2 separate regions of the Homo sapiens genome follow, and region 2 is linked to region 1. The links are chromatin contacts, found by Hi-C in ENCODE. All regions are on one chromosome and are shown on one strand. Each heading gives the region's core, a stretch centred on a gene start or an enhancer-like site at or near the end of the contact. The rest is flanking DNA. Distances are from core to core; before and after follow the strand shown.

Region 1 (5,279 bases), core at 2,590-5,089:
CCATGCCTGTAATCCCAGCATTTTGGGAGGCTGAGGCAGGTGGGTCACTTGAGGTCAGGAGTTCAAGGCCAGCCTGAGCAACATGGTGAAACCCCATCTGTACTAAAAATACAAAAATTAGCCAGGTGTGGTGGTATATTCCTATAATCCCAGCTACTTGGGAGGCTGAGGCCGGAGGATTGCTTGAACCCAGGAGGCAGAGGTTGCAGTGAGCAGAGATTGTGCCACTGCACAGCAGCCTGGGTGACAGAGTGAGACTCCATCTCAAAAAACAAAAGATAAAAAACAAAAGTAGTGAAAAATAAAACACCAAAGTTTTTAGGGAAAAAAACAGAATATGATCATATCCTTGAGGAGAGCTGAGATTTTTAAAATATGACACAAATCTATTAATCATAAAGCAAAAAATTGATAAATTGGGTTTTATTAAAATTATTAAATTCAGTTCATTAAAAGATACCACTAAGAGAGTGAAGAGGCAGGTCATAGTGTAACAGAAGATATTTGATATACTTTTTTTTTTTTTTTTGAGACAGAGTTTCGCTCTTCTTGCCCAGGCTGGAGTGCAATGGCACGATCTCGGCTCACTGCAACCTCTGCCTCCCGGGTTCAATCAATTCTCCTGCCTCAGCCTCCCAAGTAGCTGGGATTACAGGCCCGCGCCACCATGCCTGGCTAATTTTTGTATTTTTAGTAGAGACGGGGTTTCTGCATGTTGGTCAGGCTGGCGTCGAACACCTGACCTCAGGTGATCCGCCCGCCTCAGCCTCCCAAAGTGCTGGAATTACAGGCATGAGCCACGGCGCCCGGCCTTGATATTTGATTTACTTATATCCAGCAAATTACTAGTAAAAAATGGTGAAAAGATAGATAATCCAATAGAAAAATGGGCCACAAATTTGGATAGTAACTTCACAAAAGAAAATAATCAAGTGTTCAATAGACATAAGAAAAGGCATCAGAGAAATGCATTATACTGGGATGAAATACATCCCACCTGAATTGTTAACATCAAAAAGATAGGCAATATGAGGTGTTGGAGAGAATGTGGAGCAATTGATTTTCTAATGGGAGCATAAATGGATACAATGGAAAACTATTTGGCAGAATCTACTAAAAGGTGAACATAAACATATTCTATGACCCTGCAGTTCTACTCCTAGGTATTAATAGAAATGCGTATATATATATATATATATATGCATTAAAAGACATGTTCAAGAATTTTTAGAGCAGTACTAACTGTCATGTTACCACCACCCTGGATTCTTGCAATCTCCCAGAAGAGAAATCAAGAGAAATCACCAAACATTACAGCAAAGGAAAGTTTATTTCAGCTTGTGCACAAGGGAGCCAGCACTGATAAGGGAAAAGGAATGGGCTGCTCCCCAGGGTGGTGTGTAGGTTAGTTTTATAGCATCTTTCTATAAGTAGGGCTTCCATGAGGACATGTATAGGAGGGTTTTTTCTAGTACGTGTGCAGTGGCTCAGCATGCTGCTTCATACATTGTATGTAGCATTAACATTTTAAATTTCCACCTCTAGGCATGAATTTTAGCATGAAAATGAGGAAGGAGTAACTTTAGGTTAGAGTTTTAAGCCTAACTGCGCATGCAGGGCTCTGAGGAAGTCCCTAGCCCCCTGAAATAGGAGCTTGACATTAATAGCTTCTTGGGTCTTTTGTTACTGACTGGCTGAGAATTAGATAAGCTAGAGCTTGAGTGAGGGGCTTTTGTCCTTTTCCTCCAGATCATCTTAAAATAGGGAATCAACTAGCCTGCTGTCTCAATAGTAGCCAAAAGTTGAAAACAACCCAAATGTCAACCAACAGTAGAATGAATTGACAAATTGTAGTATATTCATAAAATGTAATACTACCTGAGGATACACTGTCTATTGCTTCCTGCAGCAACATAGATGAATTGCATAAACTTACCATTGAGCAAAAGAAGCCCAACAAACAAAAAACATATACTGGATGATTACATTTGTGCAAAGTTCCAAAACAGGCAAAAATATAATCTAGTGTGAGAAGTATGCATATGCTTACCTTTGGAGGGAAGGTAATAACTAAAAATATGCTCAAGGAAGACTTCTAGGCCATTGGTAAAATACTGTTTTTTTATCCAGGTGCTGGTTGCACAGGTAAGTTATTTTTGTAGAAAGTAATCAATCTGTACACTGGATTTGTGTGTGAATTTTTGTGTATGTATGTTATACTTCAGTAAAAACTTTACTAAAAAAAAGGCAAGGCCCAATGAGCTTGATTGAAGTGGGTATTTGTTCTGTGGCCTCAGGAATAGAGAGAACCAAAGTGTCTATAGACACATATATTGAAAACAAAACAAAAAACAAAGAAATTTACTAAACATCAACAAAGGTTATTACTGGATAATTGGATCAAGGGTAATTTTTTTTTTCTGTTTTCCAGCACTTTCCAAATCCTCTTCCAGGAGTCTGGTATTAGTCCTGCCATCTGGGTGTTAGGGGAAAGCAGAATCCTGGAGGATATTGTTTTGTCCTCAAGGCTTTGAATAGAACTGTCTATGCTCATCACATGCTTCCTTCTTGGAAGCACAGATTTCATTCAAGCTCTCTACATGTCTTCTAAGATTGCTTGGCAGACAGTTTAGGGATAACTTTATTTGAATTTATATGCCTTTGGAAAATTATAGGAAATAGATATTAAGCTCCAAGGAAGTAGCATAGGAAATCATAAGAGGCTTCCTGAGGGAGGTGACATTTAATCTGAGTGTCAAAGGGTGAACAGCAATTTGTGAAGTGTAGTAGGAGGAGGGGGATGAAGGATGGAAGGATCGTTGTAGACCAAGGAGACAGCACATGCAAGACATGAAAGAGAATGACGTGTTTGTGGACCAGAAAAGAATTTGGTATCATTTAGGAAGAATGGAGGGACAGGAGACGGGAAAGGAGTTAAAGCTCCAATGTTTGTAACTTTGTCCCATGCTATACACTGTGTTTGTAGATACAATATAACAGATGCCAAACATTGTTCATTGCATCAGACCATAAAAATGTATAATACAGTCTTAAAGTTTTAAATGGCCTTTTTAAAATATGCTTTACAGCAACAGCTTAATTAAAAAGATAATGGTGCCTATGTTACATACTGGAAGTCGGGAAGTAATCAACTTGAAATAAACCAGTCTTTGTAGAATTATCTCAAATTTTAAATTATTTCAGTATATCAAAATCCAAGCATGGATATAACATGTGTTATGCCAACTGCAGAGGACTCTCAAAACCTCTTCCCTTAAAATTATAGAATAGCTTGGTGCCAACATTAGCATCCCCACTGCGATGAATTTACAAGGAGATGAAGTTACATTTGGGGATATCGATATTATAAGGACACCTATCAATCTGATGAATAGCTACAGACAATGTCTGTAGCCTGTCATAGAACAGCCCTCTGGTTTGCCAAAGAACCACTTAAAATGCATAAATGCATTCTTTGTGCTAATGGAACAGATCTCTTTCGTGGTTTCAAAGGAGAAGAGAGAAGAAACAGAGAGTGGATGGTTCTTGTTTCACTTACGGCTTCCAAACCAAGACTACCAAATGAGAAAGACAGCTTGCTCTCTGAGCAGCACCAAGCCAGAAAGGAAGGTTCAGACCACTACCCACTCTCCCTTCTCACTTCTAAATTACACCATGAAAGTGGAGACAATGAGGTGTGCATTCCAACGCACAGGCCTGTGGTTGGCTCTGGGTATGAATTCAGCAGTGTAGACTGCGGCTGTGTTCAGTGGGTCACCACACTCCCATAACTGACCACTAGTAGGCGTGAAAACTGAGGCAACCCAAGATCCTGTGGTGGAACAGTTAGTTGCTGCTTTCAGATTCAGTTTCTGGCTAGAATGTCACAGCATGAATCACCTTGGAGCAGATTCCTGATGGCACGAGAGCTATAAATTGAATGGTACGACACTTCGTGGCTTTCACTGGCTCTGACATTAGCAGAAACAGCTGAGTAATCAGACAAAAGGCAGTGGAAGAGGAAAACGGAAGAGAATTAATATTGAGCAGCTTCCCTCTTCTGGGCATAAACTAAGAGTCTTCACATGCGTTATGGAGACAGCGTGGTTCTTACAATTTTGCATCTACCTCTTGCTAGCTATGTACACTTGGACAAGCTCCTTAACCTCTGTGAACCACAGTTTCCTCATATCTACCTCCTGAGGTTGTGTTGGGAGAAAAAGAGAATCCATGTTTACATGACACATATATATGGTATATATTACATAGAGTATGTATACACAACATAGTATATATAATATATACACATTATATATATATACACATACTATATATGATATATATAGTACACAACCTAAAACCTATATATAAATATACACACACACACACACATCATGTTGGTTTCTCCATAATTGTGTGAGCCAATTCATTAAAATAAATCTCTCTCTAGTATATAATACATGTATTTAATGAACAAGTTCCTTAACTATATATAGAATATATTTTTATTAGGTTCCTCATATTTTATATATATAGAGAGAGAGAAAGAGAGAGAGAGAGAGAAAGAGATGGAGAGAGATCTATTTTAAGAAATTGGCTCACACAATTGTGGAGGCTAGAAAATCCAAAATCTGCAGGGTAGGCTGACAGGCTGGAGACCTAGGAAAGAGTTGTTGCAGTTGCGAGTCCGAATGCAGTCTAGCAGCAGATTCCCTTCTTCCTCGAGAGACCGCAGTCTTTTTCTACTAAGGCCTTTCCACTGATTGGATGAGGCCCACTGACATAATAGAGGGAATGGAGGGGGAATCTGCTTTACTCAAAGTTTGCTGATTTTGTGTGTGTGTGTGTGTGTGTGTGGTGGAGTCTCGCTCTGTCACCCAGGCTGGAGTGCAGTGATGTGATCTTGGCTCACTGCAGCCTCCGCCTCTCAGGTTCAAGCAATCTCCCACCTCAGCCTCCCAAGTAGCTGAGGCTAAGGGAGCCCACCAGTCTGGCTAATTTTTTAATTTTTTGTAGAGATGGGATCTCACTTTGTTGCCCAGACTTGTCTCGAATTCCTGGCCTCAACCAATTCTCTCACTTCGGCCTCCTTAAGTGCTGGGATTACAAACATGAGCCACTGTGCCTGGCCTAGATTCAGTATAATTTTAAAACCCACTGGGATTTGATGCATAGAGCACTTTAATCCAAAGAGTGAAAGTTGTTGGTTCTTACTACCTTTAGCTATAAAATAAGAAGCTGTTGGAACTGGAAACATACTTTAGAAATCCTTAATTTAT
Region 2 (5,636 bases), core at 2,967-5,466, 1.7 Mb before region 1:
AGTGAGGGTAAATAAAGGTTCAAATAGCAGTAAGGAAGCAAGGGGATTCAGAAGGGGTATTTCTAAAGATAAGATACAATTTGAATTCCTGAGAAAGAAGCTGGTGCCTCCATACCCTTGGGACTAGGCACAAGATTAACAGTTACATAAAAAAAATTCAAGATAGGTCAAAGAGCAGGGTGAAGGTTGAAAGAATTTGTGCCCCACTTCTCATTTGATAGCTGGGGGGATCAGAATGCAGGGGTGCTCCTTGCCAATATGGAATAGCCACAGCAGAGGAAAAATGATAAGACACAGTTAGGTAGATATGGCTTGAGACAGCGTATCCGATGTCTATGAATCCAAAAGTTCTTATGTGTCCCAGTGGTGCTATGCAGGAATGCTCTGAGGACTAGTATTCTAAGAGAGCTGGCATCAGGACAGGTGCAGAATATGAGCAATAGTTGCCAACAGAGGGTGTCCACATAGCCCAAGTCTCACAGCACATGTCCAGTGACCAGGCTGGATGGGGCCAACTCTGCAGAGACCAGCAAGGACCCAAAGAGTAGCAAGAAAACCAGAGACTTTTTTCTCCCTTCATCTGCCATTACCCTGAGGACACAAAAGCTTCCCTACACACACTGTATCCATCCATCTGAAGAAGCCATTTTAAAAATGAGAAAGAAAGAGAGAAACTTCATAGAAAAGGAAAAAAAGGTGCTGAAAAGAAATTTGACCTTGAAATTTACTAATCTTTTACTCTAATGAGGCTTTCTCAAACCAAAAGAAAATAGCTTAATTTAGGTTTCCCCCATCATCACCAACCTCCTTTGCAACCACCAGCAGCAGGAAAGGAGATTTGAAAGAAAGCAAGAAGAATATGTTACAGAAAATACTGAGTTACATTTTCTTGTACATTTGATAAGTATCCTGTCTGAAATCCCTGTAAGTAAAACATATAAATTACAATGCACTTGGCTGATTTACTATACTGCAACGGACTTATGATTACTTAGAGGAAGATCCATATCATACATCACCCTTGACAAGGAAAACTCTATTAACATCCATAAACCTACCCTGGCAATAGAGTATGGATATTGTTATTGAACAGAGGAATTTCACTAGTTACGTTCTGACAAGGAAATCAAAGAATGCCAAAAACACTTGTAAGTGTTGGAGGATGACTCAAACATGTTCCACCTCCTTACTGATTTTCTAGCACAAGGCTATGGCTGGCTTTCCATAATATTATGAGTCTTGAATTTTATGTTAAAGACATATTTATTTTTCTAAGCAGGTTTATTAGAGTAACCTAAGCAATAATTATCAATAAATGGGACGCTTAGGACACGGGCGTAGAATTTTATAGCCACTTTTTAAAATGCCATGGCTTTGAGATAACCCACTTCAATCTGCCGAGTCTTAATTTTAATCAGGTACAAAAAGGAGACACTTGTCTTAGAAGATCCTCCACTCTTTCTTCCACATTCAAAAGTCTATATTTGATGAGATAGGTTTGGAGACACACGTGACCACCATTGGATTGGGGTAGCATCGCTCAAGGTAGACTTAGTATACTCTGCTAAGGCCAAAATTATTAAGGTTTGGACTTTGGATCACTGATATATAGATTGAGCATTTCTTATCTAAAATTCTTGGGACCAGAAGTGCTTCTAATTTTGAGTTTTCTTTTCAGATTTTAGAATCTTTGCATATACATAATGAGGTATCTTGGGGATGGAAACTAAGTCTAAACAAGAAATTTATGTTTCATATACACTCTACGTTTAGCCTAAAGGTAATTTTTTCAGCAAATAATTTTGTGCATGAAACAAAGTTTTGACTGTGTTTTGACTACAACCCATCACCTGAAATCAGGTATGGAATTTTCCATGTGTGGTGTCATGTTGGCACCCAAAAAGTTTCAGATTTTGGAGAATTTCAGATTTTGAATTTTTGGATTATAAATACTCAACCTGCATAGAAATAGCATAGCTGGCATTTCTATCCAATAAATCATGAACAGTCTCTAGGATGGCTCTTTTTGCGATATAGACATGAAGTAAATCATGAGTCAAAGTAATACAATCATAAAAATAATTATTTTTTATTCAACACATATGTTTAAATCACTATTACATACAACACATTGTGTTTGGGAAGCTCAAGAGATATAAACATGAATCAAATCGGTTTCTCATTAAAGAAAGTTTAAAGAAATTTAATTAGAGTTTAAATAAATTTAATTTTAATTACATTGGGGGAAGCTTGAATGATTGCCAAGATTATGGCTATGCTCAGGAAGATTAGTTTGCCAACAATGTCTATGAAGGATTAGCCACCAAAATAAAAGAAAACATCACTATTATGCAGTAATTCCCAAAAGACTCAAAAGCTATGAACTATAAACTTTGACTGACTGGTAAACACAGCACATATCTCTTTCAAGTACATATGAAATTGCATGGAATCATATTGAAAATATTGATTTTTTTTAATCCTCATTAGGAGATTTCTCTGCTTTCACCTGGGTTTCTTCCTCCAAAAATAAAGAGCAATCATGAAATTTAAATCATTCAGTGTTCCAGTTCCTATGGCAAATGTAGCATATATCTTGTTCAACAGATAATAAGGCAGTTAACTCTTTATCCTGTATGCCACTGCCAGGATGGATAAACTGTTCCAAAGTTTAGTAAACTATGTGCTGTATTAAAAATGATATGAGCACATTATTCAATATTTGTAGTGGAGGATAAAGTTCCTGTGTGTCTCCAACTTGACTATATCCAGCAGAGAAAAGGTTTTGATTTATTTGGAGTAAAACACTTGGAATACAATAGAAGGGAGCAAGGACTTCTCATAGATTTTTCCCATTAAGCATTTTTGGGCAAGCCTTAGAAGTTACTCTGCAGGATGGATCTTATATTCATTCAGTGGCCTAGCTTTACAGCTAGTAGCAAAATTCATTGCCTTAACCCAGAGCAGTCTTGTTATTTTAACATGGCTGTTTCTATTTATAAAGTTACACAATCCAGTTGGTTCATTCTTCCTCCCTGTCTGAGACACAGTTTACAAAAAGAAACCACAGTCATTACAAAAATACATTGCCAGGAAATCCAAGTGTTGTTTTCTAGTGGAAACTGAAAGATCCACACCTTGACTTATGTCTTACTCATCCTAAATCACATCTTTGCAGCACTTTCTCCTGGCTAAAGAATGTGCTCTGAAGTTTTACTACGTTCATTAGAAGGCCATCTTTTATATTCTGACTATTCTTGTTGTGGTTTTATAGGTGTTCTGTAAATAAAAGTCTGCTGTACAACAGGAAGCACCCTCTGCCAAGTCTTTTGGAGAGAGTAGCAACACATCCACAAGAGAATCCAGGTGGCAAGACATTTGAACAAAAGGTTTACACAACAGCATTCAAAAGAAGAAAGTAAAAGACAAGACAGACATAGGAACTCATTCTAACTCTCCTTTCAGCCTCCTGGCAGCTGCACCAGCTGGATGTTCATACAGGTCAACATCGTGATAGAGTGCTATATATGGGAACTTTCCTCTGAAGGCTAAAACAAGCTACACATGCAGAGAACAAACACGGGGCTAAGACATCAGAGACTTTCTTGCAAGTCCTTGAAATATGAAATTTAATTAAAATTTAACTACCATTTGATCAAGGCTACAGAAGAGAAAGAAAAATAGTGGTGTTTGTAATACTTTGTGTAGCATCTTTGCTCATGCAGAATGAATGAGAAAATGTTATACAGAATTAATTGTAGATAAAGTCAGCACCTGGGGCACTCTCCATTTATTCTTCCTAGAAGGACTTCTTGCCTGTTGGATCCTCTGCCCTGTTGCTTTCAGTTGGATTTCATCTTCCCACCCTTTTCATTTTCTCAGCTTGATTCACATAGATCATACATAAGAGCTAAAGAAAATGTGTTTAGTGCCTGAGGGAATTCATTTTCTGCCTGGGATAACTAGACAAAATGTGATGCAATTCCTCCCCTGAATTTAAAATGTTTTGTTATCTTGAAGGCAATTTTCCTCATCCAATAAAAACAGAGAAGGAAAACGGGTGACCTTTAAAAACATATTTTTGAAATCGAAGATTCTCACACACAGAAATGCCTCTGATAATTTTGGGTGTAGACAGATGCTCTCTTCCTCTTTGTACTCCCCACACATTCTGTCAATGGCCTATTGTTAAAGTGTGGACTTTCTCCTAGACCACATCCTGTCTGTCTTACAGAGGAGAAGCATACTGTTGAAGTGAAAAGAAAGTCTTGATATCTGTGTGTAGTCTCTGAAGGTATAGAAAAAACAAATTCACTGCAGTACCTCAAGATATCATTATATTCAACTCAGGGCCCGTAAGATTTAGGTTGGAAATTTCCTGATGATGAACTCATGGAACTAAGACATGTTTGTTTTATTGACAAATCAAAGCTTTTTTCATAAAAGGAAAGTGTATTATTTTCATTGCCAACACTGGTTAAAAATGGTAGGAAAAAGGGATGAAGAGCAAATGTATATATTTGAACCTCATTGAAAAAAAATCATTCTCCTTTGAATAAAACCTCTGAAGAAGCTACTTCTAATTTGAAAAATTCCTGTTAAAGAAAGGACATTTCCCATTAAATCTGAAATAGATAATTGACAGCATCTAACAACGAATCCTTAATTTAACAAGGCAATAATATATTTAAAAATTGATAAATATGAGATCTCCAACTACTATAAAATTAGAACTAATAATTAGACTATTATAGAAAACTAGAATGAAATCAAGGAGAAAATCAAGGAAATTGGACTCATAACTCGAGTAACCAATCATCCCAGTTTGCCTGGGACTGAAGAATCTCCAAAACAAGACACTGCGCACTAAAATCAGCACAGTCTGAAGATAACCAGTACAGTTGGTCAGCCTATGTGATAACTCATTTATTCTTCCAACATTTTCGTATTTATCCTTCAAGAGATTTTTCTATTAGAATTATCTTCCTGCATATATTATCCTCACTATTTCTAAATACATTGCATTCATTCATTATGCAAACACAAAATGAATTAACTTTTAGAGAATAAACTCCTGACAGTGGATTCTCAGATAGTTCATACCTAAAGCAATAAACACAAAATCTGAATCTCTATTAATAGATTTTAATGGAGGAGGATCTGAAATTACAGACACTTTGTCATTTAGTATTGGATGTGTTTTTGGTTTTGGTGCTTATCAACTCTTGAGTGAATTCATTTCTCAGCTACATAAGCCTATCCCTTTCCTCTCCAATCTTCGTTCATCCGGAATTGGAGATATGACTCAGAGATCAGTAATCTTTATGTGCTTTTTGGAGTGCACTGCATTGTAAAGCTAGTATTTTGGTACACTTAATGTTTAAAGAATTAAACTAATCAGCCAGGCCCAGTGGCTCAAGCCTGTAATCCCAGCACTTTGGGAGGTTGAGGTGGGCAGATCACCTGATGTCAGGGGTTCGAGACCAGCCTGAGCAACATGGAGACACCCCGTCTCTACTAAAACTACAAAATTAGCTGGGCATGGTGGCATGTGCCTGTAATCCCCGCTACTTGGGAGGCTGAGGCAGGAGAATCACTTGAACCCAGGAGGCGGATGTTGCAGGGAGCCAAGATCG

What was found. A loop is a pair of places that touch in the nucleus more often than their neighbours do. Pooled maps may share reads with other maps.
Region 2: a loop to region 1 is called in a map with no recorded cell type, with 15 times the contacts of the local background. The contact joins two enhancer-like sites. A Hi-C loop is called at or near these places in 2 of 37 single-sample maps with no recorded cell type and 2 of 50 pooled maps.

Annotation. Positions count from the first base shown.
Region 1 is chr12:76,157,436-76,162,714 of GRCh38, reverse strand. No RefSeq gene overlaps it. Among named protein-coding and RNA genes, the nearest start is that of NAP1L1, 75 kb to the right of the region's middle. Within about 2 kb of position 3,839, at least 10 of the 41 ENCODE cell types and tissues checked have a DNase peak (open chromatin) inside an H3K27ac peak, as active enhancers do.
Region 2 is chr12:77,845,716-77,851,351 of GRCh38, reverse strand. All of the region lies in intron 1 of NAV3 (neuron navigator 3), which reads right to left. Among named protein-coding and RNA genes, the nearest start is that of NAV3, 18 kb to the right of the region's middle. Within about 2 kb of position 4,216, at least 8 of the 41 ENCODE cell types and tissues checked have a DNase peak (open chromatin) inside an H3K27ac peak, as active enhancers do.